Linked DNA regions of Homo sapiens: region 2 is linked to region 1. Evidence: read pairs that join two places in POLR2A ChIA-PET (ENCODE). Cell type or tissue: MCF 10A. All regions are shown on one strand. Each heading gives the region's core, and the rest is flanking DNA. Links, peaks and the distances in the headings are about the cores only.

What was found. Peaks named below come from ENCODE experiments on the same cell type or tissue, not always from the same donor. Only the 100,000 strongest peaks of a DNase experiment are listed, where the experiment ranks them.
Region 2: POLR2A ChIA-PET joins it to region 1 with 5 read pairs; 1 of 35 experiments calls an interaction of 5 or more read pairs at or near these places.

What each region holds. Positions count from the first base shown.
Region 1 is chr1:244,290,674-244,306,576 of GRCh38, forward strand. The region is part of intron 1 of LOC105373262 (a long non-coding RNA gene); the gene reads right to left. Among named protein-coding and RNA genes, the nearest start is that of SPMIP3, 54 kb to the right of the region's middle. RefSeq lists an enhancer at 9,049-9,118. In MCF 10A, for the core only: a CTCF peak has its summit at 8,953 (motif pointing left); a DNase peak (open chromatin) is centred at 8,958.
Region 2 is chr1:244,999,028-245,015,205 of GRCh38, forward strand. The region is part of intron 2 of DRC8 (dynein regulatory complex subunit 8); the gene reads left to right. Among named protein-coding and RNA genes, the nearest start is that of EFCAB2-AS1, 36 kb to the left of the region's middle. In MCF 10A, for the core only: no CTCF peak of the experiment used is centred there; a DNase peak (open chromatin) is centred at 9,934.

The DNA of each region.
Region 1 (15,903 bases), core at 6,881-10,880:
GTGATGAATATGTTGGATGGAGAAAGAGAAAGAAAACCAAGAATCAAGTGCCACGGCCCTGAAGTAGGAAAGGCTGGATGTGCTTTATGGAGAGAGGGGCAATTCGTGTGGGTAGAACTGACTGGGGCACAGCCTCGCGTCTGTGAGGCTTTTCCTCAAGGGTAGGGATTTTATATTTCTTTTTTTTCTTTCTTTTTTTTTTTTTTGAGACAGAGTCTTGCTCTGTCACCCAGGCTGGAGTGCAGGGGCACCATCTCGGCTCACTGCAACCTCTGCCTCCCGGGTTCAAGCGATCATCCTGCCTCAGCCTCCCTAGTAGCTGGGATTACAGGTGCACACCATCACACCTAGCTAATTTTTGGTTTTGTTTTTGTTTTTTCAGTAGAGGCAGGGTTTCTCCATGTTGGCTAGGCAGGTTTCGAACTTCTGACCTCAGGTGATCTGCCCACCTCAGCCTCCCAAAGTGCTGGGGTTACAGGTGTGAGCCACTGCACCAGGCTGGTATTTTAGATTTCATCCTAAGTGTAGGAAAGCCACTGGGGGGTCTCAAGTGGAGGAGAAGGAGGGGCATTCTCTGATTTTTATTTTATAAAGCTCGCTGGGGCTGCTGAATGGGGAGGAGTTTGGTGGGCATGGTGGGGAAAACAGGGCCCCTTCCTGTTACCCCAGAATATGGGAGGTCTCTTCATGACTGCATTTGTGAGTTCTGTGCCTTCATCTGCCTTTATCTTGCTTTGTGATCATGTTAAGAAATCACTCTGTTTCCTCCCAAGTTTAAAAAAAAAAAAGCAGGGACAGAAGTATTAGCCCACTTCCCATTAATGGTCTGAACAGCTGCTGAACTACTCCTGAGTGCAATAAAGACACTGAATGGGATGAGAACAGGTGTGACCATCTTTTCCTACCCAGCGAATGGTAATTTCGGTGGGTTGGCATCAACTCATCTATTTGGTAAGAATCCTGTTGGGGTCTTCCAGTGAGTGGACAGTGGGACAAAGGGCCAAACAAAGGCGTGGGGACAGGAACCGGGCACAGCAGCAAGCAGCCCAGGGAAGAAAGGGCCAGACGCCACCAGCACGTCCTCACACCAGCAGACGCTTTCTGATGTCTTCACAGCTACATCCAACCTTTACACCGCAAGGGCGCTTCTCCAACTCCATGGAATCATTTTCAGGTTTTAGAAGCAACTTTCTGGCCTCTTTCTGCTCTACCCAAAGTAATGTTCCCAGGACTTTCCTGGGACCTCATGGCCCCCTCACCAGAGAGCGACCGGGATCCCTCCCGCCTGGGGCTCTGGCCCGCTGGTGCCTCTGCCTCTCTGCGTCCCTTCTTTCATGTGTCACCTGCAGCCCAGCACCCACCAGCTCCTCTGAGGGTGGCAGCAACTGAACTACAAAACAGGGGGGTGCCAACTACAGGTGCAAACTTTTTTCCTGCCAGTAAATCAAGACACGTACACAGTATTGTTGGAGACTGTCTTCACCAGAGGCTCTTATTGACTCTATCCTGTCTCAGCCATATGTGCTACACAGCCCAGCAGGGTCATAATGATTTAATCATGGATACACATTAGAACTTTCTGGAATCCTTTAAAACCATCCATGCTTAAAATATAGTATATCCATAGAAGAAAATATTATTTGGCCATAAAAAGGAATGAAGTACAGTTGGCCTTGAACAATGCAAGGGTTAGCGTCACTGACCCCTGCACAGTCAAAAATCTATGTGTATCTTTGGATTCCTCCAAAACTTAACTACTAATAGCCTACTGTTGAATGGAAGTCTTGCCAATAACATAGTCAATTAATACATGTTTAGTATGTTGTATGTATCATATACTGTATTTTTACAATAATGTAAGCTAGAGAATAGAAAATGTTATTAAGAGAATCACAAGGGACAGCAAATATATTTCCTATTGATTAAGAGGAAGTGGGTCATCATAAAGGTCTTCCTCCTCATCCTTTTCATGTTGAGTAGGCTGAGGAGGAGGAGGGGCTGGTCTTGCTGTCTCAGGGGAGGCAGAGGCAGAAGATGGGAAGGAGTGGAAGGGGGAGGCAGGAGAGGCAGGCACTCTCGGTGTAACGTGTATTGAAAAAAATCCTTGTATGCACGCTTTCACTTATTTCAAACCCTGATTGTTCAAGAGTCAACTGGACTAACATGTGCTACAACATGAGTGAAACTCAAAACAATTACGCCAAGAGAAAGAAGCCAGTCACCGAAAACTGCGTTGTACAATCCCATTTAAATGAAAGATCCAGAATGGGCAAATCTATGAAGACAAAGTAGATTAGTAGTTGCCTAGGGCTTGGTGGGGAAGTAAATAGGAAGCGACTGCTAACAGGTACCTTGGTTTCTTTTGGGGGTGATGAAGATGTTCTAAAATTACATAGATGTGATGGTTGCACAACATTGTAAATAACTAAAAACCCATCGAACTATACACTTTCAAAGAGTGGATTTTTTTTTTTTTCAGAGCCTTGCTCTGTTACCCAGGCCGAAATGCAGTTGCATGATCATAGCTCATTTCAGCCTCGACCTCCTGGGCTCAAGAGATCTTCCCATCTCAGCCTCCTGAGAGGCTGGGACTACAGGCGCATACCACAACACCCAGCTAATTTTTTAATTTTCTGTAGAGATGGAGCCTCACTCTGTTGCCCAGCCTGGTCTCAAACTCCTGGGCTCAGGTGATCCTCCTGCCCCAGCCTCTCAAAGTGCTGGAATTACAGGTGTGAACCACCACACCCGGCTCAAAGAGTGAATTTTATGGCATGTGAATTATAGTTCAGTAAAGTCGTCAAAATACATTGATGACTTTGCTCCGCCCCACCCCAATTAAATCAGGATGTCTGGGGGTTGAAGCCCAGGTATCATTGGGTTTTTAAAACTCCCCAGCTGACAGGGAAAGATTTGTTAAGGGATACAAAATCACAGCTAGATAGGACTAAGTTCCAGTGTTCTATACCACTATAGGATGACTGTAGTTAACAGCAATATACTATCTAGTTTCAAATAGCTAGAAGGAAGATTTTCTGTTGTTGTAGAAATGGTGTCTCACTATCTTGCCCAGGCTGGTCTCAAACTCCTGGTCTCAAGCCATCGTCCTGCCTCAACCTCCCAAAGTGCTGGGTTACAGGCATGAGCCATTGCACCCAGCCATAGAAGGAAGATATTCAATGTTCCCAACACAAAAGAATGATAAATGTTTCAGATGATGGGTGAGCTAATTACCCCGATCTGATCACTATATGTTTTAGATATATATAGAAACAATACTATGTGCCCAACGAGTATGTACAATTATTGTATGTCAATTTTTTTTTTTTTTTTTGAGACAGAGTTTCACTCTTGTTGCCCAGGCTGGAGTGCAATGGCGCAATCTCAGCTCACCACAACCTCCGCCTCCCAGTTTCAAGCGATTCTCCTGCCTCAGCCTCGCCAGTAGCTGGGATTACAGGCATGCTCCACCACACCCGGCTAATTTTGTATTTTTAGTAGAGACGAGGTTTCTTCATGTTGGTCAGGCTGGTCTTGAACTCCCGAACTTAGGTGATCCGCCCGCCTCGGCCTCCCAAAATGCTGGGATTACAGGTGTGAGCCACCGCGCCTGGCCTATATGTCAATTTTTCAAGTTAAATTAAATTAAACTAAACTTCTTTTTAAAAGCCCCCAGGTGATTCTAATATGTAGCGATGGCTGAGAACCACGGGTCTGGTCTAACCCTCTGGTTGGCACCTGAGGACACTGGGATCTGCAGAGCTGTCGTGACTCTCAATGTCATTTAGCAGAGGCAGGACTAGAACCCAGGCTTCCAAAGCCAGGTTATCCCCAGCCCTTCTCTGTGCTCAGGCCCCTGATTGCATCCTGACTAGATGCTCTTGGGCCTCCCTAAACCCCATGACATCTTTTGAATTGCTCTCTTTCCAAAATATTCAAACTGCTTCACTTGTTAATATTTCTCTTCTAAACCCACGGCCCCCTCCTTGACATTTCTCTAGCTTGTTCATGCTTCACATCTCCCACCTATTATACAGGCCGGCTTCTTTCCTTCCAGTCAATTTCTTGCCCATTATGAATTTGCATGTACAAGTGCCCGAATTTACATTTAACATACACAATTGGTTCTGTCTTCAGCTGAAAGGTTCTACCCATTCAAACTTTACAGTTGAAGAGGAGAATCTATTCATCACAGGAGGCTAGATCCCTCAGGGAAGCCAGTGTAATTGGCTGTTCATAATTCCCATTTCGAGTTAGATGGCTGTTTAAACTTTGAGGAATCTTGACTGCAAGTTAATCTTCAGGATGAGACTATGAGAGGGTTACAGCTGATGTCATTGTTAGAGATGACGGATGTCCAGAAACTAGAAACCTGTCGCAAGCAGGGCTTGATTAGATAGCTTAAGAGGAAAAATAAAAAGGCAAAGCTGAGTGCTTTCAAAAGAAGGGTTTAAAAATGTTTTTAATCTACATTTTTGTACATAATATGGTTTGTAAATGCATTGGGGGTTTGTGTTTCCTAAGCACGAAGACACTTGTCATACTTTCTCATCTGGAGAAAGCAAAGAGAAGAGTAATATTTATTTATATTTGTATTCTTTCTCTCCTTTAGGACTTCAAACTTTAAAAGGAGAAGTGTTTTCTTATTCATCTTTCTTTTTATTTTTTGTTTTCGTTTTAGAGACAGGGTCTTTGTCTTTTGTCCAGGCTGGAGTGCAGGGGCGCGATCACTGCTCACAGCAACCTCTGCCTCCCGGGCTCAAGCAGTCTTCCCTCCTCAGCCTCCCAAGTAGCCGGGACTACAGGTGCACCACACCAGCTAATTTCTGTGTTTGTTTGTAGAGACAGGTGTTTGTCATGTTACTCAGGCTGGTCTTGAACTCCTGAGCTCAAGTGATCCGCCCGCCTCGGCTTCCCAAACTGCTGGGATTACAGGCGTGAGGCACCGGGCCTGGCCTCTTCATCTTTCTATCTGCCCTCTCCTCGCTTTCTGTATTAGAATCCAGCATAGAATCAGGGCTCAACAAATGTTTTGAATGAAACCCACAGCAACAAATCTCAGATGGAGGGAGGGGAGTGAGAAATGGGGATGGAAATAGCATAATCAATATAGTCAATATTATTATTATTATTATTATTATTATTATTATTTTGGAGACGGAGTCTCGCTCTGTCCCGAGGCTGGAGCGCAATGGTGCGATCTCAGCTCACTGCAACCTCTGCCTCCGAGGTTCAAGCAATTCTCCTGCCTCAGCCTCCTGAGTAGCTGGGGCTACAGGCATGTGCCACCACACTCAGCTAATTTTTTTTTTTTTTTTTTTAGTAGAGACGGGGTTTCACCATGTTGCCCAGGCTGGTCTCGAACTCCTGAGCTCAGGCAATCCGCCCGCCTCAGCCTCCCAAAGTTATAGTCAGTATTATTATATCACAAACCGCATCACTCAACAAGGATATGTGGAGCTCCTCTTCTGTGCTGGGGACTGCTGCAATGACTGAGGCTGGTTAGTCACTGGTCACAAGCAGTCACTCTCTCAAGCCACCTCCATTCTACAGAAAGCAAACCGCCCCCACGTTGCCGGTGGGGATGTGAGAAATCCCATAAATCCCAGGAAAAGTCAGAGAGATAAAAATACAAATGCTTGCCCCATTTTCCCACACTCCTCAAGGCTCTTTCCATAGTTCCTTTTCCTCTGGTCATTAATGAGAGTGAGAACAAAATGGCAAGGAAAAAAAGGATATTAGGATATTCCTAATATCCGAATAGTCACATGAAGTTTGCATCACGCAGTCACCTGTTCTGTGTCATTTAATCTCACAGCCGTGGAAGAGACAGCATTATTCCCCTTCCTTAGGTAAAGGAGCCAAGATCGTGGAGGACATGTGATTTGTTCAGTCACACAGCAGATAAGACACAGGGCTAGCAGGGAATCGCCAGATCAGCAACATGCCCATCCTGTGTCTTCACGTCTTACCACACGGCCTCCCAATGAAACAAGGAAGCTCTGGAGTCCACAAACAGATCTTGAGACAAAAAAAAAGAAAAGAAAAGAAATAAAAAGCAAACAGGAAACTCTGAGGACTGGGAGCAGGAAGGGGAAGATAGTATATGTAGGCCCAAAGACTGGAATCTTGGCTCAAACACTGCAATGTCACTCTCAGAAGTGGATGGAGGCCGTGCACGGTGGCTCATGCTTGTAATCTCAGCACTTTGGGAGGCCAAGGTGGGTGGATCACTTGAGGTCAGGAGTTCGAGACCAGCCTGGCTAACGTGATGAAACCCTGCCTCTACCAAAATAATAATAATAATAATGATAATAATAATACAAAAGTTAGCCGGGTGCAGTGGCATGTTTCTGTGATCCCAGCTCTTCAGGATGCTAAGGCATGAGAATCGCTTGAACCCAGGAGGTGGAGGTTGCAGTGAGCTGAGATTGCACCACTGTACTCCATCCTGGGTGACAGAGTGAGACTGCCTCAAAAAAAATTAATTAATTAATTAATTTTAAAAAAGAGAGAGAGAGAAAGAAGAAAAGAAATGGATGGAAAATTAAGTGTTCACTTGAAAAAATAAAAATAAAAAAAGTGATAGAAGATACGGCTGCAAAAGCAGCAATGAACTGGCTGAAAGACTGAAGCTCTGTCCTTAGATTGAAAAGTGAGGCGATTCCAATATTCAAAAGCTTGGTACTTTTGTGCCTGACTGAGTTGTAGCCCTCGTCCAAGAGATTGTCCAGGAATGGAGAAAAATAGCTTTATTTGAAGGCAGTGGTAGAAAGAGAATAATAACAAAGTTGTTTTTTAATCCTAAAAGAGCAAGTGTCCAGGAGAGGCCAATTTATAAGGAGGTTCTGGAGTAATGTCAGTAATAAAACCTCCCGGGAAGATGAAATACATGCCACTCTGGCTCTCCAGCTAGTAGGTGCTGATGGGCCCCCAGCAGCCACCAAAATTCTATTTCATTGACTCTTATCCCAACATCCTTGATAGAGGAGATCTAACTTTGCAAAATCCTCTCCAAGTGTTTCGGGGATCTTGGGTTTTGTCGTTTAAGCTCATAAAGAGTTCTCTCACGTTCCTTGGCCCTGGGCCCCTCTGTTGTTTTTTGCTTGTGAAGCCATTTGAGGGCTGCTGTGTGCCACCGTCACAGCTGTGTGGCAAGCCTAGAGTCATGCTGTTATAACCACCCGATGGGTGCTTCCTGCCCACTACACAAACAAAATCCATTCACAGAGACCACAGCATTGCAGATCACAAGGTCAGGAGATCGAGACCATCTTGGCCAACATGGTGAAACCAAGTCTCTACTAAAATACAAAAATTAGCCAGGTGTGGTGGTGCGCACCTGTAGTTCCAGCTGCTCGGGAGGCTGAGATAGAGTAATTGTTTGGAAGTGGAGGTTGCAGTGAGCTGAGATCGCCCCACTGCACTCCAGCCTGGTGACACAGCAACACTCCGTCTCAAAAAAATAAAAAGAGTTTAATTGACTCGAGGTCAGTCATGCCACATGGGAGATGGAGTTATCACTCAAATCGACCTCACTGAAGGCTCAGAGGTTAGGAGTTTTTGAAGGGTAGTTTGGGAGAAGGGATGGAGGTGTCTGGGCAATGGGTGCTTGCTGCTGATTGGCTGGGGGTGCAATCATAGGGGTGTGGGAAATGGTCCTCCTGTGCCTGAGTCCTTTGTGGGTGGGGCCACAGGAGGGGTCAGTGGGTCTAGGTGGAGGCATGAGTGTCAGACATCAAAAAAAAAGACTGAAAAGATATCCCAAAGGCCAATCTTAGGCTCTATAACGGTGATATTATCTGCAGGAGTAATCTGGGAGGTTGCAAATCTTATGACCTGCAGAATAATGGTTGGCAATCATTTATGTCTACACCTTAGCAGAATTCAGGCTCCTCTACCCTGCTAGCCTGGTGGTCTCTCATTACTTTTACAAAAGCAGCTGACTTTGGGGAAAGGGCTATTATCATTTAACTCTCAAAGTTAGCTTGGCCTACACCCAGAAATATTAACAATTAATGGCAACTTGAAGGCTAAAGGCAAGATGAGGGTTGGCTAGATCAGATCTCCCTCACTGCCATAGTTCTCTCACTGACCTAATTTTTGCAAAGCGGTTTCACTGTGTTTCTTGTAAAGGTAGAGGAGAAAGCCCCTCTCCTCCCTCCCTCCCTCTGTGTCACATTTTATTACTTGTGTTAGTGAGCACTAAAAAATGTAAGTCCTGGGTCTTGTGTGAAAAGCTTGCAGTTTTAGGCTGGGCGTGGTGGCTCACACCTGTAATCCCAGAACTTTGGGAGGCCGAGGCGGGTGGATCACCTGAGGTCAGGAGTTCGAGACCAGCCTGACCAACATGGTGAAACCCTGTCTCTGCTAAAAATACAAAATTAGCCGGGCATGGTGGCGGGCGCCTATAATCCCAGCTACTCGGGAGGCTGAGGCAGGAGAATTGTTTGAAGCCGGGAGGCGGAGGTTGCATTGAGGTGAGCTCGCACCACTGCACTCCAGCCTGGGCAACAAGAGCGAGACTCCAAAAAAGGAGACAGAGAGAGAGAGAGAGAGAGAAACGAAAAGCTTGCAGTTTCGACATGCCCTGCTTCTCTGCAGAGACACAAGTCCATGACACTGGTGTCGTGGTTCCTTTTCACTCTCATTGTTTTGGTTGTTTCAGTTCTTTCCCCCCATTTCTCAAACAATCTCCTCCCTCTACTGCAACCAAAAAGCCCCATGCCTCTTCTCCCACCACCCTGCAGACTCAGACAAGACTGCATCTCAGCTTGCTCTCAGGCTGAGAGCACTGATAGCTTGGCTTTATCTAGCAGACAACAGGAAGCCTCTGAAGGGCTCTGGGCAGAGAAATCGTTAGGAAGATGCATCTTGGCAGTAGTTCCTCAAATGAATTGGGCGGTAGTGAAACGTCTTGATTCTCAGAGCAGACTCAGCGTGGGACGGCACACTGGTGCCACCTGGAGGCGGCCGGCCTCAATTACAGACGCAGTTTACAGAAAGCTGACAAAACCCTTCTGAAACCAAATCTGAAACAGAAAGCCATCGAGTGACTTTTTAGCGCTACAGGAAGAGTGGTCTGTTTATTTGGGCTAAGCCAGCAAGGAACAAAACTTCAGGGAAGTGGCCCTGCTAGAGACTCTAGGACTAGCCTGGCCCTCCATGTCCTCCTTTGGGAGAGGCTGACTTACAAGGAGGTTCTTTTTTTTTTTTTTTTCTTTTTGAGACGGAGTCTTGCTCTGTGGCCCAGGCTGGAGTGCAGGGGCGCGACCTCGGCTCACTGCAAGCTCCGCCTCCCGGGTTCACGCCATTCTCCTGCCTCAGCCTCCCGAGTAGCTGGGACTACAGGCGCCCGCCACCACGCCTGGCTAATTTTTTGTATTTTTAGTAGAGACGTGTTTTCACCGTGTTAGCCAGGATGGTCTCCATCTCCTGACATCGTGATCCGCCCGCCTCAGCCTCCCAAAGTGCTGAGATTACAGGCGTGAGCCAGCGCGCCCAGCCACAAGGAGGTCCTTGAATTAGTTATTTTTGTAATAAAACCTCCCAGGATGGGCTGGGGAGCGCCCACCCCACCACCACCACCACCGAAATCTGTTTTGCAACAGATTTGCAAACCAACATATTTGCCAAAATACAGGCTTGTCATTTCTCAGGAGAAGGGGGATAACTGGTTCTTGCTTCAAGTGAAAACCACCACACAGGAAAGAGAATGTGTCCCTAGCACGGTGGCTCACACCTGTACTCCCAGCACTTTGGGAGGCTGAGGTGGGCAGATCACCTGAGGCCAAAAATTCAAGACCAGACTGGCCAACATGGTGAAACCCCGTCTCTACCAAAAATACAAAAATTAGCCGGGCGTGGTGTTGGGCACCTGTAGTCCCAGCTACTCAGGAGGCTGAGGCTGGAGAATTGCTTGAACCCGGGAAGTGGAGGTTGCAGTGAGCTGAGATTGTGCCACTGCACTCCAGCCTGGGCGACAGCGAGACTCCATCTCAAAAAAAAAAAAAAAGAGAGAGAGAGAATGTGTTCCCAGACTAGAGACAGGGTGTCACAGGTGACAATGGCAGTCAGAGCCTGCCCTGTTAGCCTGCCCAGGTTTTTCCAGTACTTTTTTATTTTCCCTAAAGATCCTGTGATTTACAACACAACCTAGGCATTAACAAGCAAGGAAAACTAGAAATTGAAATGAAGCGGTTTTCAGAATAAGGATTAGACTCCAGAATCCCAGATTCTTTCTGCCAGAATCCACTTAATTACACACTGAAGTATGGAATTCCTGTAATACGAAGTTATTTGTTTCTTCTTTCAAAAAAGGGGTAAACTATATTCCTTATCAGTTTTCTGCAGCTCACTCAGTCATGGGAAGTTTATGCTGCATTTTCTCTTGCCCTTGGCTTCACCTTCTCCCTAATATCTACTGTTTTCCTAAGAAAGTTTCTCAGTATAGAAAAACAAGGTCATTTCTCGGAGTCTTTGCCAAATCTGCACTGGACCTTTGCTTCTGGAGGAATGGGAATTTAAAAGCAGCCCAAGATCGGTCATCCTGACTTTCATAGGAAAGGAAGAGCTTCTTCGCTCACTGACTTGACACTTGCTGCAACCCTGTGAGGTTTACCTTGTTACGCGTGTGTTAAAGGGGATGAAATAGATGCTCAAAGAATAATCTGCCCAAGGACACACAGCTAGAAAGTAGAAAACTAGGATTTAAAATCCCAGGCTTGCCTGACTGCAGATTCCCGTTGCTTCCTACAGCACTGGGCAGAGTTCCACTTCATAAAAGTCTAGGGAGGCCAGGCGCGGTGGCTCCTGCCTGTAATCCCAGCACTTTGGGAGGCCGAGGCCGGTGGATCGCCTGAGGTCAGGAGTTCGAGACCAGCCTGACCAACATGGTGAAACCCCGTCTCTATTAAAAGTACAAAAATTAGCTGGGCATGTTGGTGGGCACCTGTAATCCCAACTACTCAGGAGGCTGAGGCAGGAGAATTGCTTGAACCCGAGAGGCGGAGTTTGCAGTGAGCCAAGATCGCACCACTGCCCTCCAGCCTGGGCCACAGAGCGAGACTCCATCTCAAATAAAAATAAACATAAAAATAAACATCAAAATAAAATAAAAGTCTAGGGAGAGGAAACCCAAAGGGTTAAATAAAGCAGGGGGAGCGCTGAGGATAAACAAAAAAAGGGTTGGGTCTGGGTCTGAAGGGAGGGGCCAGGAAGTGGATAGGGCCAAGGCAGGAGATGCCTACTGGGAAAAGGAAAGTCTGGGCCCTGGAGGAGGTGTGGCCACTTAAAAGTCAGATTTAAGGTGGGGAAGGAAACTTGCCACAAGGTCAAATGGTTAGGAGGTGGCACTGGGAAGGAATCATGCCTTAAGGACTTTCTGAAAAGCCAGGCTCAGATTCTTTGCTCTGCCACTCTGACCCTTGACTTCCCCCACATCTGCCTCATTTTAAAATTTTCATTTTATTTCCATATGATTTACTTTGCATTCTCCTTATTTCTTCCCATTCCAGTCCACTGCCTTTTTCTATTTGGTTTTACTCAATTGTGGCTATTCTAGTGGAACCAGGGGAAATACAGGCCTCTCTTCTTCTGACTGAATATCGTGTAACGTCTTCAACTTCATTCTTCCATTAAAGGCAAAGTATGTGCTACAAAATCAAAGTTCACATCCTGCAATCAGCTTCCAAGAGAGTGAAGCCGACTTTACACTATCTTTTCCATGCTTCTCTTCTAAACTACTTCTGAGGTTTTTCTTCCCCTCTGTTCCCTTCTGAGAGGTGTCAGTGTGGCCAGGTCTGAGCTGCACAGAGGTGGTGGGAGGTGTCCCATGGAGGCAGTGCTGCACGGTTCCATGGAGCAAATAAGTAAATTGAACAGGTAAATGTAGAGAGGACAATGGGGGCTAGGTTGGAGCAGTGGCCAGAAGAGAAGGGGGAAGAATGGAAATAACCTTGGGGTATTGAATTGTAATTGAAAGTACATTATGAACTCATAATTCAAAAAAACATAAACACAAAAATATAAATATATCTATACAGATATAACTATATGTGTGTATATATATATAGAGAGAGAGGTGTGTGTATATATATGTGTGTGTGTATATATATGTGTGTGTGTGTGCATATATATATGTGTGTGTGTGTATATATATATGCATACATACAAACAAATCCTAGCTCTACCAGCCAAGCAAGCCTAGAAGCAATATCATCCCAGCAGCAATGAGCACGTGGAGCATCTATCTATCTTGGTTTCTAAATGTCATTCTGCACTGAAAGGAACCAGGAAATAGCTGATTCCTGGGATGGTGCAGGAACTAGGTGAGCCTAGAATATCTGCTGGTACTAGAAAGGGAAGACATTCCTCAAGGATGATGTGGACTGAGCTGGGAGTGGTGTGTTACGGGAGGCAGTAAGTCTGACATAAGCAGGATGGAGAGGGCACGCCCCCACCATGGCCCCATGACCTGGAATGTCAGGCCACCATCAGGTGATGGTCAGGCAGTTGTCACACTGTCTCTCTAAGATAACAACTGGTCACAGCCGGCTCACCAGGGAAAGGCAGTCTCCCAAGAGACAGAAAAAACCTGAAACTGGTGACCAGCAGCTTCCCAGTAAGATCTCAGGAGTTGAGTGGGTGAGCTCAAGCTTGTGCACTGAGAGGCAGGTGGTGGGGTTTAACTGGTATGTGACCTTCTTCTAGGAACACTCGATTGGTAAGGGAAGAGCTCCTCAAGTGAGCATGCACACAACGTCAGTAAACACTGTGCACGCGGCCCTCCCAGGTGCTGGCAGGCCACTGTGCATGCAGACAGCCCACGCCAAGGGGAGAATCAGGGGAGAAGGGATGCAGCCCCCGTCGGAAGCATGCCAGCATAAAAAACCCAAGTCAAAGGTTACACTGTGCACTCACATCTCTCTAGTTGCCTGCTTGGCCCTCTTCCAAGCATACTTTATTTCCTTTTGTTCCTGCTTTAAAACTTTTTAATTTTAATTAACGTTTACTCCTGCTCTAAAACTTGCCTTGAGCGCTCTCTCTCTCTGCCTTATGTCCCTCAGTTGAATTCTTTCTTCTAAGGAAATCAAGGAAGCAAGAATTGAGGTTGCTCCAGACCCATGCGGATTTGCTGCTGCTGACATACTTTGGTGCTGTGACTTGGATATGTTCCCTAGTGGTAAGACGCCTCTATGCCTTGCCTTCTTTGGCTGGAGGTGTTCAACCCCTAAATGCAGTTTTCTTCGCCCTCTTGCTCTCCTGCTTACTAACCAACCCCCAGAATGATTCCTCTCAGCCACAGTGGCTCTGCTTCCCCCCGGCTGATCTCTCAGCTCACCCTGACAGGTGGCTCGTGGAGGGGAGGAGGACCCTGGAGTCTGCACCAAGTAGACCTGAGATGCTAATGGCCCTCCTGCACAGGAGGCTGGGGAGAGCGGTAGGGCTAAAGCCTAGGACCGTGCAGTGTCTGGGATTTCCTCTGCTTTTTCAACTAAAATCAGCTCTTTCCCAAAAGCCTGTGCTGCCTGTTGTGTTTTCTCTGTGTGTGTTTTGAAATGGCCTTGCGCACCCTCCAGACTCTCTGCCTCCGGGGCAAGTCTGCCTTTTCCCTGTTTCCACTTTGCATACTGCATAACTTCCTTCTCTGCCCCACATGGACACACGCCCTCTTATTCATGCATCCGCGGCTCTTGCTGCATTCGCTCGGCAGCAAAGCCACAGGCTCCCTTGTGGATGTCCCTTGTGGAGATTTGTACTTTTTTACCCCACCAGCTTGGATGACCTCCAACTTTTCCCCTGTCTGTTGGCACATTGCTGGGATGGACACTGATCGGAACCCCAGGTCTGACCGCTCCCGATGACTTTACCGTACACTTCTTGTTCCAGTTATGCCCCAGGGCCTAGTTTTCTGGTGGCTTTTGAAGCAGTTTGTGCACCTGCATAGGACCTCACTCTGTGGCCCTTTAAGGACCCCACCTACTTGTGTTTTCTTTTTTTTCTTTTCTTTTTTTTAGTTAGCATCCCTTTGGCAGGAGGAAAAATTCTTCCTTTGCCATTTGCAAGTTCTTACCACCAAGCTCCAAGTCCTCCACAACTTCTTCTATGTCAAAAGAGCAAATAAACATTGCCTTCTCAAATCTAAGGGCTGCTGTTTTTGCAAGCAAAGCCTTTCCATGAGCATCCCTCTCGCTTCCTCCCACTTCTTCCTGTAGCCTCCATTTCTCTAATCCTTCCACGCCCTTCTCAATATGCATCAAGATCTTCAAGGTCATATTCAAAGGGAGGGAAGTCCAGCTCCCTCGAGGCAGTTAGCTGAAAAACAGGCTTCTCATCTACTTAAAGAACATGGGAAATGGAAATTTGAGGAAAGAGATAATCAATTTGTTGTAGAATGCCCCGGGCAAGAGTCACTATAAGGTCATGGAGAAAAGGATCTAGGCTGGCTCAAGCCTGCAGGTGCAAGAGACCCACAGGACAGAGATGAAGGCTTGTTCCAGGTTAACATTACCATTAGAACAGAGATGAAGGCAAGGTTAGGGGTGCACAGTAAGACCAGTTCATTCCAGAACCCCAAGGATGGACAGGGGGTGCCTGGTTCACACCCTTATTTCCTCTGTTCTTAAGTGGATAATAGTGACGAGATGGGACGAAGGTTAAGGGGACATGGTAAGACTGGTTTATTCCAGAATCCTAAGGACGAATGGGGGATGCCCTGTTCAGGATAGAGAAGTAACAGGGGATGCCTTCTTTTTCCTTTTTCCTTTTTTTTCCTCCTCTGTTCTCTCTTCACAAATGGGTAATCATGTCTTCATAGCATGGGACATGCCCCCTGGTTGTATCCTCAAGAACTGGGAAAAATTTGATCCTCCTCAAACCTAAAAACAAAAAACTAGTTTTCTTTTGTAATACTGTTTGGCCTAAAAACGAACTGAGAGAAAATTACAAAAGTCAACCTTAGAACCTAGTGCCCCTATATAGGAAATCCTCAAATCAGCCTCCTCAGTCTTTTGTAACTAAAAGCAGAATAAGGAGGACAGGGCTAAGGAGAAAGGGAAATGCAGGGACAAGAGACAGGCTCAACAACTGGCTGCTTTACAAGCTCTCCAGCCCCCTTCAGGTTACCCTAAGGACAGTCCTTCAGGTAACTGTCATTGGTGTGGGAAGCCAGGCCACTGGAAGGCAAACTGCCCCAATGAGATAAATGGGAAAAAGCCCGGCACAGCTTGCCCCTTTGCCACAAGCTCTGCCACTGGAAAAGAACTGCTCTGACGGCCGAAGGACTGGATCCCAATCCCTGATGGCCTTGAGCTGAAGGAGACCTCTGCTCTGGCTGGCTTCCAAGTCAGACATTGTCATCAGCAAGACAAAGCCAAGGGCAACAGTAGAGGTAGCAAGTAAAATTATACATTTCCCTTTTGGGTTCAAGAGCTGCCTAGTCTATGCTAATCTACTTCTCTAAGCAACTCTTCTCCAAATCCTATCAGGTAACAGGGCAAATGTCACCCTCTCCCTCTAAAAGAAAAGATTCACACCCCTTTAGGACAAAAATATACTTTCCAAAATGGGTGGCTGCTTAATATGTACCCAACCTCTGAATTCACCTTCCTCTCTAATAGCCCTATTTCTCCCAAAAAGCTACCTAAATCTTTAACCGATAACTTCAACCTGTACCATCCTACTTCAGGGGTTTAAAAATAGCCCACACTTATTTGGATGAGCCCTAGCAAAAATCTAACCGAGCAATCTCTTGAGGGGAAACAACTTCTACAGTATGTAGATAACCTCCTCATTTGCTTCCCCTTCACAGGACACACACAACAACATGCAGTACAAACCATAAATTCCTAACAGAAGGAAAATAACTTTTCTCTAATTCAAAGGTTATAAAGGTAAAGAGGT
Region 2 (16,178 bases), core at 7,821-11,820, 710 kb after region 1:
CAAAAGACAACGAATGTTTGGATCCTGGGTCAAAAAAAAAAAAAAAAAAAAAAAAGAAAGAAAAGGAGAGGAAGGGGAGGGGAAGAATAGAAGGAGGAGAAAAAGGAGGAAGTGGAGGAGGAGGCAGCAATATTGACAAATGTCTACTTTAGCCCACTACTGGCTTGGGAATGGGGAGAAGTCTGCCTTTAAGCCTCCTGAAAAAAAAAAAAAGCCTCCTGATCCAACTTTAACCTCCAAATTCTCACTAGATGATCTTGCTTCTTATTTCAAAAATAGGAGCCATTAGGCCTGGAATCCCTTCACTTGTTGCCTCTGTCTTTAAATGTACCTAATCAACATTGTCTTTTCCTGTTTCCCTTTAGCTATCTTAGTAGAAGAGCTCTTCCTTCTCTTGTTCAAGGCTAATTTTTCCATTTATATTCATGATGTCATCCACACTTGTCTTCTCCAGGACCCCTCATCATTAATTAAGCCTTCCTTCTTAGTTAAGATTATTTATTAATATTCCTTTTTTGTCAGACATTGCTGAATACAGGAGATATAAAGATGAATTTGATATAGCTTTGAAGTATTTATTATTTAGTGGGAAAAAGACAGACACAAATAATTGCTGTGCAATAATTTAATCATGATTGTAATTATAGTAGTTCCTTACTTTATCCATGGGGAATACTACACCAAGACCCCCAGTGGATGCCTGAAACAATGGATAGTACTGAACCCTATATATACCATGGTTTTTCCTATACATACATACCCATGATAAAGTTTTTTTGTTTTTTTGTTTTGTTTGTTTTTTGAGGCGGAGTCTTGCTGTGTCACCCAGGCTGGAGTGCAGTGGTGCAATCTTGGATCTCCGCCCACTGCAACCTCTGCCTCCCGGGTTCAAGCAATTCTCCTCCCTCAGCCTCCTGAGTAGCTGGGACTACAGGCATGTGCCACCACACTCAGCTAATTTTTGTATTTTTAGTAGACATGGGGTTTCACCATGTTGGCCAGGCTGGTCTTGAACTCTTGACCTCAGGTGATCCACCTGCCTCAGCCTCCCAGGGTGCTGGGATTACAGGCGTGAGCCACCACACCCGGCCAATAAAGTTTAATTTTTAAATGAGGCACAGCAAGAGCTGAATACTAATAACTAATGATAAAATAGATTAGTTTTAACAATATACTGTAATAAAAGTTATGTGACTGGTCTCTCTCTCAAAATATCTTATTGTACTGTACTCACCCTTCTTGTGATGAAGAAGGGATGGAGTGGAATGACGTGAGATTTCATCATACTGCTCAACTGCGTGCAACTTAAAACTTAAGAATTGTTTATTTCTGGAATTTTCCATTTAATATATTTGGACCACGGTTGAGTGTGCTAACTGAAACTGTGGAAAGTGAAACTGTGGACAAAGGGAGACTGCTGCATTTGTGTAATTTGTTTGATACATGATTTTCTATTAGAATGTGTCTTCAGTGGCCAGGCACGGTGGTTCAAGCCTGTAATCCCAGCACTTTGGGAGCCAAGGCAGGCAGATCATGAGGTCAGGAGATTGAAACTATCCCAGCTAACACGGTGAAACCCCGTCTCTACTAAAAATACAAAAAAATTAGCTGGGCATGGTTGCAGGTGTCTATAGTCCCAGCTACTCTGGAGGCTGAGGCAGGAGAATGGCGTGAACCCTGGAGGCGGAGCTTGCTGTGACCACAGATTGTGCCACTGCATTCTAGTCTGGGCAACAGAGCGAGACTCCATCTCAAAAAAAAAAAAAAATGTGTCTTCAGTGTCTAATACCTAAGAGGTGCTCAATAAATATTATTGAATGAATGAAGAGGGGTAAGCACAGGGTACTGTGGAATCATAGAGGATAGGTACTTGGCCCTCCCCTAGGAGGGAAGGAAGATTGGGCTTATGTCAGTGGAGGCTTGGTGGAGGAGACTGCAGCAGCCAGCAGGGGAAAAAAAATCAGGGGAAAGTACCAGGCAGAGAGAGGGGCATGAACAAAAGTTGAGAATGGTGAGGAGGTGGAGATGGTTTGAACAGTTAGGTGTTAAATAGAGTTATTAACAGTTAACATCTATTGAGTTTACATACATACATAGTATATGTTTATGTATACTTGTTAAGTACTTTACATATATTTTCTCATTTAATACTTACAGTATTCTTTGATTAAGGTATTATTCCCATTTTAGAATAGAAAAATCTCTGCAATACGTAGGGAAAATAGTTAACTTGCCCAAGACCATTTAGCCTATAAAGGATCAAGGAGGGATTTGTTTTGGGGTCTTTCTGGATGCAAAACCTGGTGCTCTTTATAAATGCCATGTTATACTAATACAGTGTGGTTCCCAAACTTGGTGGCTCATCAGAGTCCCCTGAGGACCTTTGTAAAAATACAAATTCCTGGCCATACCCCAGACCTGTTGAGTCAGAGTTTCCAGGGGCAGAGCTTATAGATCTATATTTTTGGGTGGTTCACATGTAACTGGCCTGGGACTGGTTCTCTCACCCTGGGGAGTTATTGCAGGTGGTGTCAAGAGCAAGGCAGGAATAGCTGACTAGCCAGGGAGGTTTTCCTGTGTCTTGCTCCTGATCCTTGACTTTACCCCGTAGATGGTGGGGCACTGAAGCTGAGAAGTGTCATCAGATACACATATTGTGCCCACCACTTTAGCAACAGTGTGAAGGATGAAGTTGAAGGCACAGGTTACAGGCAATAAGAACTTACATCTTTAGACTGCTGTCTTGACTGAGTTCGTCCTTTTTCCTCACATTCTCAAGTTTTCTAAATTTTTTTTCTCTTGGTTCTGCCAACCCTTCAGTTCTCTTTTCCCTAGCTAATTTCTTGAAAGAAATAGTTATACTCAATGTTAGGTTTCAGTCAGTTCAAGAAATGTTCCTTACTGACTTACTCTTCTTTGAGGTCATCTTCCATCAATAAATGTTTATTGAATGTTATTTGAAAGCATGGTCCTTTCTCAGATTTTGCTTTGAAGTGAAAATACCAGGGATGATTTATTTTTTCATCACGTAATCACTCATATGACAATTTTTATTGATCACCAAGTACTCTTCATGTGTCTCCTTTATGCTAGGGCCTGGGATACAACAGTGATGAGATAAGGCCTCGGACTTTACTGATCGAACATCTAATGGAAGGTGGAAGAAGAGACCATCACACAATGACGGTGTTATGGGGAACACAGGGTACAGTGCATTCATACCTCCTCCCCATCACTGTGTCAATCGCTTAACCATCTCTCTGCCTCCAGCCTTGCTTCCTTCCAGTTAAGTTATCCTCATTGATTATACATCTAGCCAGATACTCCCTACTCTATAAATCTTCATTTGATAGCTATTGTCCTTAAAATAAAATCCAAACTCCTTCAATGTGTCTTACTAAAAAAACTTGAGCCTATCCCCACCTTGCGTACTCTCATTCTGTTTCATTATAGGGAAGTTAAGGAGCAAGAATTTGAACTTTTCCTTATGTTTCTTTAGTTTCTTTTCTTTCTTTCCAACATGTTCTTGTTCTGTTGCCCGAGCTGAAGTACAGTGGTGTGATCTCGGCTCACTTTGACTTCCCAGGCTCAAGCCATCCTCCTGCCTCAGTTTCCTGAGTAGCTGGGACTACAGGTGCACACCAGCACGCCCAGCTAATTTTTGTGTTTTTTTGTAGAGATAGGGTTTTGCCATGTTGCTCAGGCCTTAGTTTCTTTTCTGGAAGATTTTTTTTTTTTTTTAGTATTTTGAATTATTTTTAAGTAAGAGAAAAAAAAATCAACCTTGTTAATATAAAGGGTAATCACTTAAAAAGCACACCTAAGAATTAGTATCTCAAATTGTTGTGTAGCCGCCACCACCATCCAACTTCAGAACCTTTTTGTCACCCCAAACTAAAGCTCTGTGCCCATTAATCAATAACTTCACATCTCCCCCTCCTGGAAACTACCGTTCTGCTTTCTGCCTTAATGAGTTTGAGCACTCTAGGTACTTCAGATAAGTGGAGTCATACAATAATTTGTCTTGTGTCTGACTTATTTCACTTAGTATAATGTCTTCAAGGTTCATCTACCCTATAAGAATGTGTCAGAATTTCCTTCCTTTTCAAGGCTAAGTAATATACCATTGTATGTGTATGCCGCATTTTGTTTATCCATCTGTTGATGGACATTTGGGCTGTTTCCACCTTCTGTCTATTGTGAATAATGCTACTGTGAACACTGGTGTGTAAGTATCTGTTCGAGTTCCCACTTACAATACTTTTAGTTATTTACTCAGAAGTGGAATTGCTAGATCATATGGTAATTTGATGTGTAACTTTATGAGGAACTACGATACTGGTTTCCAAAGAAGATACTATTATTATCACCATGTGGCAAGTGGGGAGACTTGGGCACAGAGAGGTTAAGTAACTTGCCCAAGGTCTCACAGCTAGTACATGGTAAAGCCAATGGTGGCTGGCTCCAGGTCAGTGCTCTTAACCAGCAATATATACATACTTACTGGCCTCTTTTGTAATCTCTGTTATAATTATGTTTTCCTATTTGGGGAAGATTGACATCATTTGGAGGTTTTTTTTGAGATGGGGTTTTGCTCTGTTGAGCAGGCTAGGGTGCAGTGGTGGAATTATGGCTTACTGCAGCCTTGACCTCCTGGGCTCAAGTGATCCTTCCACCTCAGCCTCCCAAGTGGCTGGGACTACAGGCATGTGCCACCATGCCCAGCTAAATTTAAATTTTAGAATTTTAACTTTTTTGTAGAGACAGGATCTCACTATGTTGCCCAGGCTAGTCTTGAACTCCTGGCCTCAAGCAATCCTCCCCCCTCAGCCTCCCAAAATGCTGGGATTACAGGTGTGAACTACCGCCTGTTTTGTTTTGTTTTTAGAGGCAGGGTCTCCCTATGTTGTCAGGCTAGACTTGAACTCCTGGGCCCAAGCTATTAGCTTGCTGAGTAGCTGGGACAATAGGCATGTGCCACCTTCGAGTTTTGAGAATTGGACTAAATCAAACAATATTTTACTCGTAGAGTATTTCCTTCTTGGATTGATTTTTTTGTTTGTTTGTTTCTGAGATGGGGTCTTACTGTGTGGCCCTGGCTAGTCTCAAACTCCTGGGCTTAAGTGATCCTCCTGCCTTAGCCTCTGGAGCAGCTGGGACTATAGGTGTGAGCCATGGTACCCAGCTTTGGATTGATTTTTTTTTTACATGACAAAATTGTTATAGTTCTCACTCTTAAATATTTTTTAGAATAGTTCTAGATGAGTATACAGGAAACTCTTTAGGAATTTGTATTCTACAAAACAAAATGAAAAACAAAAGTATACTGACACAGTGTATCAGTAACAAATAGCCTGACTCTCAAAGTACTCTCATTACAAAACTTAGAATGATACTTTTTTTTTTTTTTTAAAGGTGGTATGTTACCCAGTCTCAAACTCCTGGGCTCAAGTGATCTTCCCACCTCAGCCTCCTGAGTAGCGGGGACTATAGGCATGTACCACCACACTCAGTGAATTATATGTTTTAAAAGGATATTTTGTATATTGGCCATTTCTCTAACATTTCCCAAAACTGCATGCTTTTGGCATCTGTGCTATAAACTTAGACCAAAGTAGCTTCAGAAATACAGTAGAAGCTCCCCTTAACGTGTGTGCCAGATTAACATAAAACAGACATTTCCTTTCTAAGACATGCTTATTCTAAGGGCACGCAGAATACCTTTTGCCATTCATTAAGTATGATGTTAGTTGTGAGTTTTTCATAAATACCTTTTATCCTGATGAGGAAGTTCACTTCTATTCCTAGTTTTCTTTTAAACAATAACCTTAAGAAGTATTTTTTAATTGACACATAATAATTGTACATATTTATGGAGCACAGTGTGACATTTTGATATGTACACATAATGTGCTATGATCAAATCACTATTCCTAGTTTTCCGAGTGTTTTTATAATGAAAAGATGTTATGTATTGTCAAATACTTGTTCTGTGTCTATTGAGATGACATGGTTTTTTTGCTCCTCTTCGTTCTATTAATGTGGTGTATTATGGTGATTGGTTTTCATATGTTCATTCTCGGGAGAAATCCCATTTGGTCATAGTGGATAATCCCCCATAAAGTGGCTGGATTATGTTTTCAAGTGTTTTGTTGAGGATTTTGCATTTATATTTATAATGGATGTTGGTTTGTAGTTTTCTTCTTATGTCTCAGTTTTGTTTTTTTTTTAAATCATGTTAATACTGGCCTTATAGAATGAGTTGGGCAGTGCTTCCGTCTCTTCAATTTTTGGGAAGATTTTGTGAAGGATTGGTAGATTGGTATTAATTTTTTTTTTTTTAGACGGAGCCTCACTCTGTCACCCAGGCTGGAGTGTGGTGGTGTGATCTCGGCTCACTGTAACCTCTGCCTCCCAGGTTCAAGTTTTTCTCATGCCTCAGCCTCCTGAGTAGCTGGGATTACAGGCGCACACCACCACACCTGGCTAATTTTTGTTAGAGACGGGATTTCAACGTGTTGGTCAGGCTGGCCTTGAACTCCTGGCCTTGAGTGATCTGCCTGCCTCGGCCTCCCAAAGTGCTGGGATTACAGGCGTGAGCCACTGGCACCCGGCCTTATTGAGTTTTTAGTAGGTTTACAGGTACTATCAGAGTTATTCTCAAGGTGTTTACAGTATGGAAAGTGAGACAAATAAGTAAACTGCTAATTATAATATGGTTTGATAGACTATTATGATAGAGATAGCATGTATGCTACATGATTACATAGGAGGGTACTTAACAAAAAAGAGAAGGGAAGCCTTCAAAAGGTCAGTTACTCTTAAACGTGAGTGACGAATGGGAGATAGCCAGGAAGGAGGAGAGCAATATTCCAGGCAGGAGTGTCCGTCACAAAGGCGGAGGGCAATATTCCAGGCAGGAGTGTCCATCACAAAGGCACTGGGAAAAAGCATTATCACTGGGACACTACAGAGACTTCCTGCCTAGTGCATCTGTGTGGAAAAGTGTGAAGAGATCACATTTTTGAGATAGGTAGGAGCCTAAGTTCATAAAGGGCTTTGTGCGCCTGGTTAAGGAGTCTGAATGTTAGTTTGAAAGGCCTTGCGAACCATTGGAGGATTTTAAACCAGACGGTCAAATTACTAAATTTGCATTTTAGATCATCCTAGCAAAATGTGGATTATGGTTTGATGGGTGGAATGGGAAGTGAGAGAAAGGAGACTAAAGGCAAAAAGGCAGGAAGTGACTACATTAATTTAGCTGGAAGTGATGAGTGTTTATTTATTTATTTATTTATTTTTGAGACAGAGTCTCGCTCTGCCTCCCAGCCTGGAGTGCAATGGTGCGATCTCCACTTACTGCAACCTCCACCTCCCATGTTCAAGTGATCCTCCTGCCTCAGCCTGTGATTACAGGCGCATGCCACCACACCCAGCTAATTTTTTTTTGTATTTTTAGTAGAGGTGGGGTTTTATCATGTTGGCCAGGCTGGTTTCAAACTCCTGATGTCAAGTGATCCACCCACCTAGGCCTCCCAAAGTGCTGGGATTGTAGTCTAATCGTAAGCAATGACAATGGAAATGGAAGGGAAAGAACAGAGTTCAGAAGGGTTTATAAGTAGATGGCCGGGTGCACTGGCTCACGCCTGTAATCCCAGCACTTTGGGAGGCTGAGATGTGTGGATTGCTTGAGCTCAGAAGTTTGAGACCAGCCTGGGCAGCATGGCAAAAACCTGTCTCTACTAAAAACACAAAAATTAGCTGGGCATGGTGGCACAGGCCTGCAGTCCTAGCTACTTGGGGAGCTAAGGTGGGAGGATCGCTTGAACCCAGGAGGTGGAGGTTGCAGTGATCTGGGATTGCGCCAGTGAATTCCAGCCTGGGCAACAGAGCAAGACTCTGTCTCAAAAACAAACAAACAACAACAACAACAACAACAACAAAAAACCCCAGAAAGGTTGAAAGGTGTTGATGATCAAATAGAATTAGGAAGATGAATTTGTTAGAATGAGAAATTTGGAGGACTGTGATCAGGGAATCAGTAGAAGATAGCAGTGAGAAGGAATAGTAGATTATGTGTCCTCAAGTGATGAACCTTAATAGAGTAGTAGTTTTTAATATGAAGTTGAAACAAGGATGCTCCCAGACAAGTCCAGGTTGTGGGCCATTCTGTATGATGCTATAAAGCCTGGTCTCTTCAACAAGCTAATTTCATGTGTGTGGGGAGGGGTGGGGAAGGATGGAGGACTGTTTTAGTTTCAAAGAGAACAAAATAATATGTAACAGCCAAATGCAGTACATAATCTTTGATTGGATTTTAGTATGAAAAAAATACCTATGAGACATTTAGGGACAGATGGAGACATTTGAATATGGAATAGATATTAGATGATCTTAGTGAATTTTTGTTAATTTTTAAAGATGTCATAATAGCATTGGGATTATGCAGGAGAATGTCTTTATTTTTAGGAGATATGCTGAAGTATTTAGGGATGAATTATTCTGATGTCTGCAATTGACTTAGAGACAGACAGACATGGAAAGAGGAATCAAAAAATGGCAAAATATTAACAATAGTTTAGGCGGTGGGTATAGAGTTGCTTGTAACACTAAGCTTTCAACTTTTCTGTGTGTTTGAAAATTTCCTTCATTAGAGAAGCTGGCAAAAAATATGGCAGATTAGGAGTATGGGGCTATGAGTAGCAATGGGGAGCTCTCTATTGCTAACCTTCCCCAAGTCCCTGAGATAGGTAAGCCACGGGAGAATGAGCAGCCAGTTCTGAAAGGGACTTCAAGATGGGTAATGACTTTGGGGTAGTGCTTCTCAGCTTTTATCACTTTAAAACCTAAACATTGGCCAGGCTCAGTGGCTCACGTGTGTAATCCCAGGACTTTGAGAGGCCAACGTGGGAGGATTGCTTGAGGCCAGGAGTTCAAAACCAGCCTGGTCAGCACAGAGTGACCTTGTCTCTACAAATGAAAACAAAAATTAAAAAAAATTAGCCAGGCATGGTGGTCTGTGCCTGTAGTTCCAGCTACTCAGGTGGCTGAGGCGGGAGGATTGCGTGAGCCTGGGAGTTTGATGCTACAGTGAGCCATGGTCTCACCACAGCACTTCAGCCTGGGACAGAGCACGACTCTGTCTCAAAAACAAAGAAACAAACAAAAACCCTGAGCATGGAAAATAATATTTGTGTGGCACACAATATCTGGTAAAACTAGATGAGCTTTGGGACTCTACATGAGGCTTGATTATTAAAAAAATCATTATGTTAAAAAATTTTGTTATGTATTTCATTATGTAAAAAAATTTATAAGAAAATAAAACAGAGCATTAGGAAATTTTAAAATGATGACCCTTTTTTAAAAGTTCCAAATGTATTTAAAATGTTAAAGGTGGAACTTGAGCTTGCTTCCCAACGTGTTACTTTTTAATATCAAACTTTTTGCTTGAAATAGTTGTACTCAATTCCTGATTTTAAAAAATCTTTAATATGAGCTCTTCAATTTTTGATCATTTACTACCAATGAGTAACTGTTCATGCAGAAATGTAAAAGCATTTTTCCCAACCATTAAAAAATCAAAATATGAACTAGGCCCCTACCTATCTCAAAAATGTGATCTCTTAACATGTTCTCACACTTTTTTTTTTTTTTTTTTAAATTTTCAGAGCAAGATCCTTCAGGCTGCAGTGCAGTGGTGCTATCATAGCTCACTGCAACCTTGAACTCCTGGGCTTAAGGGATCCTCCCATGTCAGCCTCCCGAGTAGTTGGGACTATAAGCATGTGCCACCATGCCTGGCTAATTGCTTTTTAAAAAATTTTGTGTGTGTGTGTATGTAGAAGTGAGGTCTCGCTATGTTGCTTAGGCTGGCCCCAAACTCCTGGGCTCAAGCAGTGCCCCCAGCCTGGCCTCTCAAAGTGCTAGGATTAGAGGCATGAGTCACTGCACCTGGCCCTCGCACAAATTTTTGTAGTTTCCCAAGGATTATGCTTTTCTTTTTTTTTTTTTTTTTTTTTTTTTGAGACTGAGTCTCGCTCTGTCACCCGGGCTGGAGTGCAGTGGCACCACCTCAGCTCACTGCAACCTCCACCTCCCAAGTTCAAGTGATTCTCCTGCCTCAGCCTCCTGAGTAGCTGGGATTACAGGCTCGCACCACCACGCCCGGCTAATTTGTATTTTTAGTAGAGACAGGGGTTTCACCATGTTGGTCAGGCTGGTCTCGAACTCCTGACCTTGTGATCCGCCTGCCTCGGCCTCCCAAAGTGCTGGGATTACAGGCATAAGCCACTGTGCCCGGCTGGATTGTGCTTTTTCACTGTGCCTTTGTCAGTGATACTCCTGCCTGGAATATTTCAAACCAGTTGAAATTATATCATCTAAAAACTTCTCCTTTAATTAACCAATATAACTTGGAAAATTTTCTAATAATCCAAACGATTTTTTTTTTTTTTTGAGTTGGAGTCTCGCTCTGTCACCCAGGCTGGAGTGCGGTGGCACGATCTCTGCTCACTGCAAGCTCTGTCTCCTGGGTTTACACCATTCTCCTGCCTCAGCCTCCCAAGTAGCTGGGACTACAGGCGCCCGCCATCATGCCCGGCTAATTTTTTGTACATTTAGTAGAGATGGGGTTTCACCTTGTTAGCCAGGATGGTCTCGATCTCCTGACCTCCTGATCCACCCTCCTCGGCCTCCCAAAGTGCTGGGATTACAGGCGTGAGCCACTGCGCCCAGCCCCCCAAATGATTTTTTAATCCAGTTGAACTGTCTCATATCAATTATTTCAAAGTAATGAAGATTTAATTTATATATGATGCATGTGTTTTTTGTTTGTTTGTTTTTGAGATGGAGTCTCTCTCTGTTGCCCAGGCTGGAGTGCAGTGGCACAATCTTGGCTCAGGCTCGCTGCAACCTCTGCCTCCCAGGTTCAAGTGATTCTCCTGCCTCAGCTTCCTAAGTAGCCGGGACTACAGGCGTGCGCCACCACGTCCAGCTAATTTTGGTATTTTTAGTAGAGACAGGGTTTCACCATGTTGGCCAGGCTGGTCTCACACTTCTGACCTCAAGTGATCTGGCCACCTCGGCCTCCCAAAGTGCTGGGATTACAAGCATGAGCCACCGCTCCCGACCTCTCATGCATGTGTGTTTAGGGCCGCACAACAAGCTTGGCTGCTACTGAAAGGACATATCAGTTACGGAGGCATGGAAGTAGCCCATAGTATGTGAAGATAAAGATTTGGGACTGCTTCCTAGAGCCATGAGCCCTGTCAGTTTGAAGTAGTTGCACACTGGAATGAACACTATGCTCTTTGGGCACCTGGAACAGAAACTTCTCCAGGAGCTCTCTACTGGGTAATGGTGCATTCTGTATCTGGCCTCTGAAGGAGAAGACCACATGATATGTCACACACTTGGCAATGGGGAGCAGTGGGTGCCTGATGGCATTTGTTGTGGTTGTCGCTGTGCAGAACAGGAGGCCTGCCATCGGAGCCTGTCGTGCCCTGGTCCCCCTGTGGGAAGCTCTGGAATAGACTGCTTTCTGGGGCCTGACTTCATCTGGCCACACTGAGAGATGAGAGATAAGAGGATCAGTATTTTGGGGTACCCCTTTAATCCATCCACTTTACAGGCTGAGTATCCCTTTTTCTTTCTTTTTTTTTTTTTTTTTTGAGACGGAGTCTCACTCTGTTGCCCAGGCTGGAGTGCAGTGGTGCGATCTCGGCTCACTGCAAGCTCTGCCTTCCGGGTTCACGCCATTCTCCTGCCTCAGCCTCCCCAGTAGCTGGGACTACAGGCACCCGCCACCACACCTGGGTAATTTTTTGCATTTTTAGTAGAGATGAGGTTTCACCGTGTTAGCCAGGATGGTCTCGATCTTCTAACCTCTTGATCTGCCTGCCTCGGCCTCCCAAAGTGCTGGGATTACAGGTGTGAGCCACCGCGCCCAGCCTTGAGTATCCCTTTTTCAAAATACTTGGTACCAGAAGTATTTTGGATTTCTAATTTTTTTGGATTTTGAAATCTTTGCATATACATAATGAGATATCTTGGGAAAGGGATTCAAGTCTAAACACGAAACTCATTTATGTTTCATATAAACCCTATAGACATAGCCTGAAGGTAATTTTATGTAGTATTTTAAATAATTTGTAGATGAAACAAAGTTTCTCTACATAGAACCATCAGAAAGCAAAAATATCACTATGTCAGCCACCCATGAGGACAAGCTGGTTGTTTGGCATCAGCATCATTCCTGACCCTAAATTGATAGGAATTGATATTGATAAGCAATCATCTTCTTACATTTATTCACACGGAAGTACTTACCAGTAAAAAATATGAAGTACCATTCATGAAGTGAAAAAATAATGTGTTCAAGGTAATGAAGCAGCACAGTGGCATCACCAGAATACCTGTGTCAGCTGTTAGCAACAGCAAACACCGGACTTTCAGTCTCTGCCTGCAATGCTGTGTTTTGATTAGAAGGTTACTGTATACTGTACAGGTTGAGTGACCCTTATCTGAAATGCCTGGGACCTCCAAATGTTTTGGTTTTGGAGCATTTTGGATTTAGCATTTTCAGATTAGGGATGGTTAACTTGTATTGCAATGTCCAGTGGGTAAGGATTCCTGAGTTAGGGTAGTCCTAGATTTCAGTTAAGGCATTAATTATTCCTGATAGATGATAATTTGAAAAAAGAGACTCGATGATCAAGTGACTTTGGGAAATGCTGTGTTGAACAAAGTTAAGTTTCATGATTGTAGAACATTCCAAAGACTTTAATATACTAATACACACTATAAATGACCATATAGAACTACATATAAATATTATATATAAACCATAATATTCAGAGTTTTCCAGACATTTTTGATCACTGAAGCCTTTTATTGAGAAGCTCTGGCTGGGCGCAGTGGCTCATGCCTGTAATCCCAGCACTTTGGGAGGTCACGGGAGGTGGATCACGAGGTCAGGAGTTCAAGAGAAGCACCTTGAGGAATGAGTGTTAAACAGAACACAGTTTAGAAAATATATTGATAAGAAGTTATTAAAAATTCATGCCTTGCAGGCTGTAAATGCACTTTAATCAGAGTGCCATTTGTTTTGTTCAAATGTTTTAAATTATTGGAATGCACACTTTTTAAAATATGCAAATAAAGTTTGGAAACTAAAAAATAAAGTTAGTGCCTGTTCTTTAGAGATGGAAGGATAAAATTATAAATTATAAGTTTTACCTATTTCAAAACAAAAGTCAGCATTATACTTATTGGTAAAAGACTAGTGTTCTAGATTATTAATAATAATAATTATATTTTTATAAAATGGATTATTATCACTTTATGCATTAATGTTGCTTTGGTAGTGCTGGCCAGTGCCATGAGTCATGACAGAGAAATAAGATACAATAAGAAGATAATACAAAAAGTATTATTAGAAAATATAAAATAATCAACTGAAAGATTTTAATTAATACATTTTTCAGGAAATATATAATCAATAGCAAAAATTCAATTTTTACCTCAAACACTTGAAATTACAGGGCTCGAAAAAATATTTCATCACAATATCTACAAAACCCATAAAATACTCAGGCATCATCTTCTTGGAGGATTGTGTGTGACTTACATGACGAACCTCAAAATATGTAATATTTAATTTAGAGATCTATAAGGGATATATATATCTAAATATACACCTCTTAGATGTGAAAACTATTCTAAAATGTTAATTCTCAATGTATAGCTGATTGCAATAGCAATAAAACTTTCAATGGTATTTCATTTGGAATTTCTAAATTGTATATGGATTTCTGTATTTCCTTTGGAATAATAAATTGGTATTGATGAACATTCCTAAAAAGAGGCTAATAGAGTGGCAATAAATAAAATGCTATGGTAATGGCACAAGACTAGAAATGCAAATCAGAATAGAATTAACAGAATGGACAATTGATAGAATTAATCTCAATCACATAAAAGATGATAATACACGATAAAGTGCAAGGAATCAAGCACCTGGTAAAGTAGGAAAAGCTAATCTTTCACTTTGAATCACATCAAAATAAACTTCAGATGAATTACTCAGTGTGTTGTCCAGTGTCAAAAACAAAAAACAAAGAACAAACAAACAAACCACAGTAAATCTATCTGTAAATTGTTGAAGAAAATAGAATTAAGTATTTGCCAGACCTCGAGAAAAAGGGTGATTTTTCTTTGTCTCTCTCTTGGGCCTTTCAAAGGATAAGTTTCTCAACTTTACAGTATGAGAAGAAATCTCAACAGATGTGACTACCTAAAAATAAAGGATAATGTACTTTTAAAATGACCTTAAATTTAAAAACCAAACATCAGCTTTGTGCAGTGGCAGTGTCGTAACCAGAGAGATTTTCCCAAGATACTGTTATGGCTAATAAGAACCTTGCTAGTTCAACTGTGTTCAACTCGTTGAATTTCAGTGAGATAAGGCAAATATACAAAGGTGAATTGGGCAGGATTGTTCAATAAAGAATTGATTATTGATTATAATAATGAAAAATCAGAAACTAAACATCCACAATTGGAGGGTTGATTAAATACATTTTGATAAAGCTCTATAATGGAATATCAGGCAGTCACTAAAAATAATAAGGTAATGAATATTTATTGAGAATGAAAGATCCAATTTATTGCTGAGTGAGAAATTAGATTAGAGAACAACATTAAAAGTAGTTAACTCTGGGCCGGGCGCAGAGGCTCACACCTGTAATCCCAGCACTTTGGGAGGCTGAGGCAGTTGGATCATTTGAGGTCAGGAGTTTGAGACCAGTCTGACCAATATGGTGAAACCCCGTCTCTACTAAAAATACGAAAGTGAGCTTGGCGGTAGTGGTGCACACCTGTAATCCCAGCTACTCCAGAGACTGAGGCAGGAAAATCTCTTGAGCCTGGGAGGTGGAGGTTGTGGTGAGTCGAGATCATGCCACTGCACTCCAGCCTGGGCGACATGGCAAGACTCCATCTCAAAAAAAAAAAAAAAAAAGACAAAAAAAAAGAAAAAAAGAAAAGAGTAGTTAACTCTGGGTAGAATTTGAAGTGATTTTAACTTAAACTTTCATCTGTGTCTTTTTCCTCCAGTAATTGTGTATGATTTTGATCATCAGAAAGGAAATGGAGCTGTTTTCATTTTAGAAAAACAAGTTCAAACAACTGACCTGGAAAATTGTTTGCAGTAACTTCGACATAGGGTTAAGTCTTTATTATTCAAACAGGTCATGCAAATTGTAAAGAAATAATTGAAGATCCCAGTAGGGTTGAGCAGAGAACATGAATAGACAATTCATAACATAGAAAACAGAGATGGTAAACAAACATATGGATCATTATTCAGATTCATTTGTAATCAAAGCAGTGTAAATTTAAATAATGAGGTAATATTTATTTGTTGTTAAATTAGCAAAAGTTTATTGCTGTGTTATAATAAAGAAAAAATAATATCAATAAATTATGGTGTATTATTTTGGTACCATTAAAAATGGAAGGTTGTGTAAATTATGTTGCAACCTGGAAAAATATAACATTTACGTGAAGTAATTAAGGAGTTAAGATTTTATACTGTAAGTACTAACAGGTGGGATGGGGTGGAGTGAGGTGAGGTGGGGTGGGGTGTGGGGGGAGAAGAGCAGGATTGTTCAAATGAGGAAGATCTGAGTTCAGTCCAGCTCTGCCACTCAATAACTCTGTGATCTTGGGCAAGGTGCTTAGCCTCTCTGAGCTTTGGTTTCTTTTTTTCTCTACGGTTGTAAAAGTATATACAGTACCTGACGTAGAACCTGGTGTATAGTGTTTATTCAGTACATATTTGTTGAGTGAGTGAATGGTAGTTATTCAATGCCATATATAAAAGAATATGTATGAAGAAAGATTGGAAGAAAATACAGCAAAATGATGAGTAGTTATGTTAGGGGGAAGAGAATTTGACTGATTTTAAAATTTCCTATTTTCTACTATTGGGTGGTATTATATTTCTAATTGAAATAATTACCTAAACTCATGCCTAATCTCTTTCTTTCTGGGTGTCCTACTGTATTTACTGTTTGATACATTTTGACACCTTTTTCTTTTCTTTGAGACAAGGTCTGGTTCTGTCGCCAGGCTGGCGTGCAGTAGTGTGATCATGGCTCACTGCAGCCTCGACC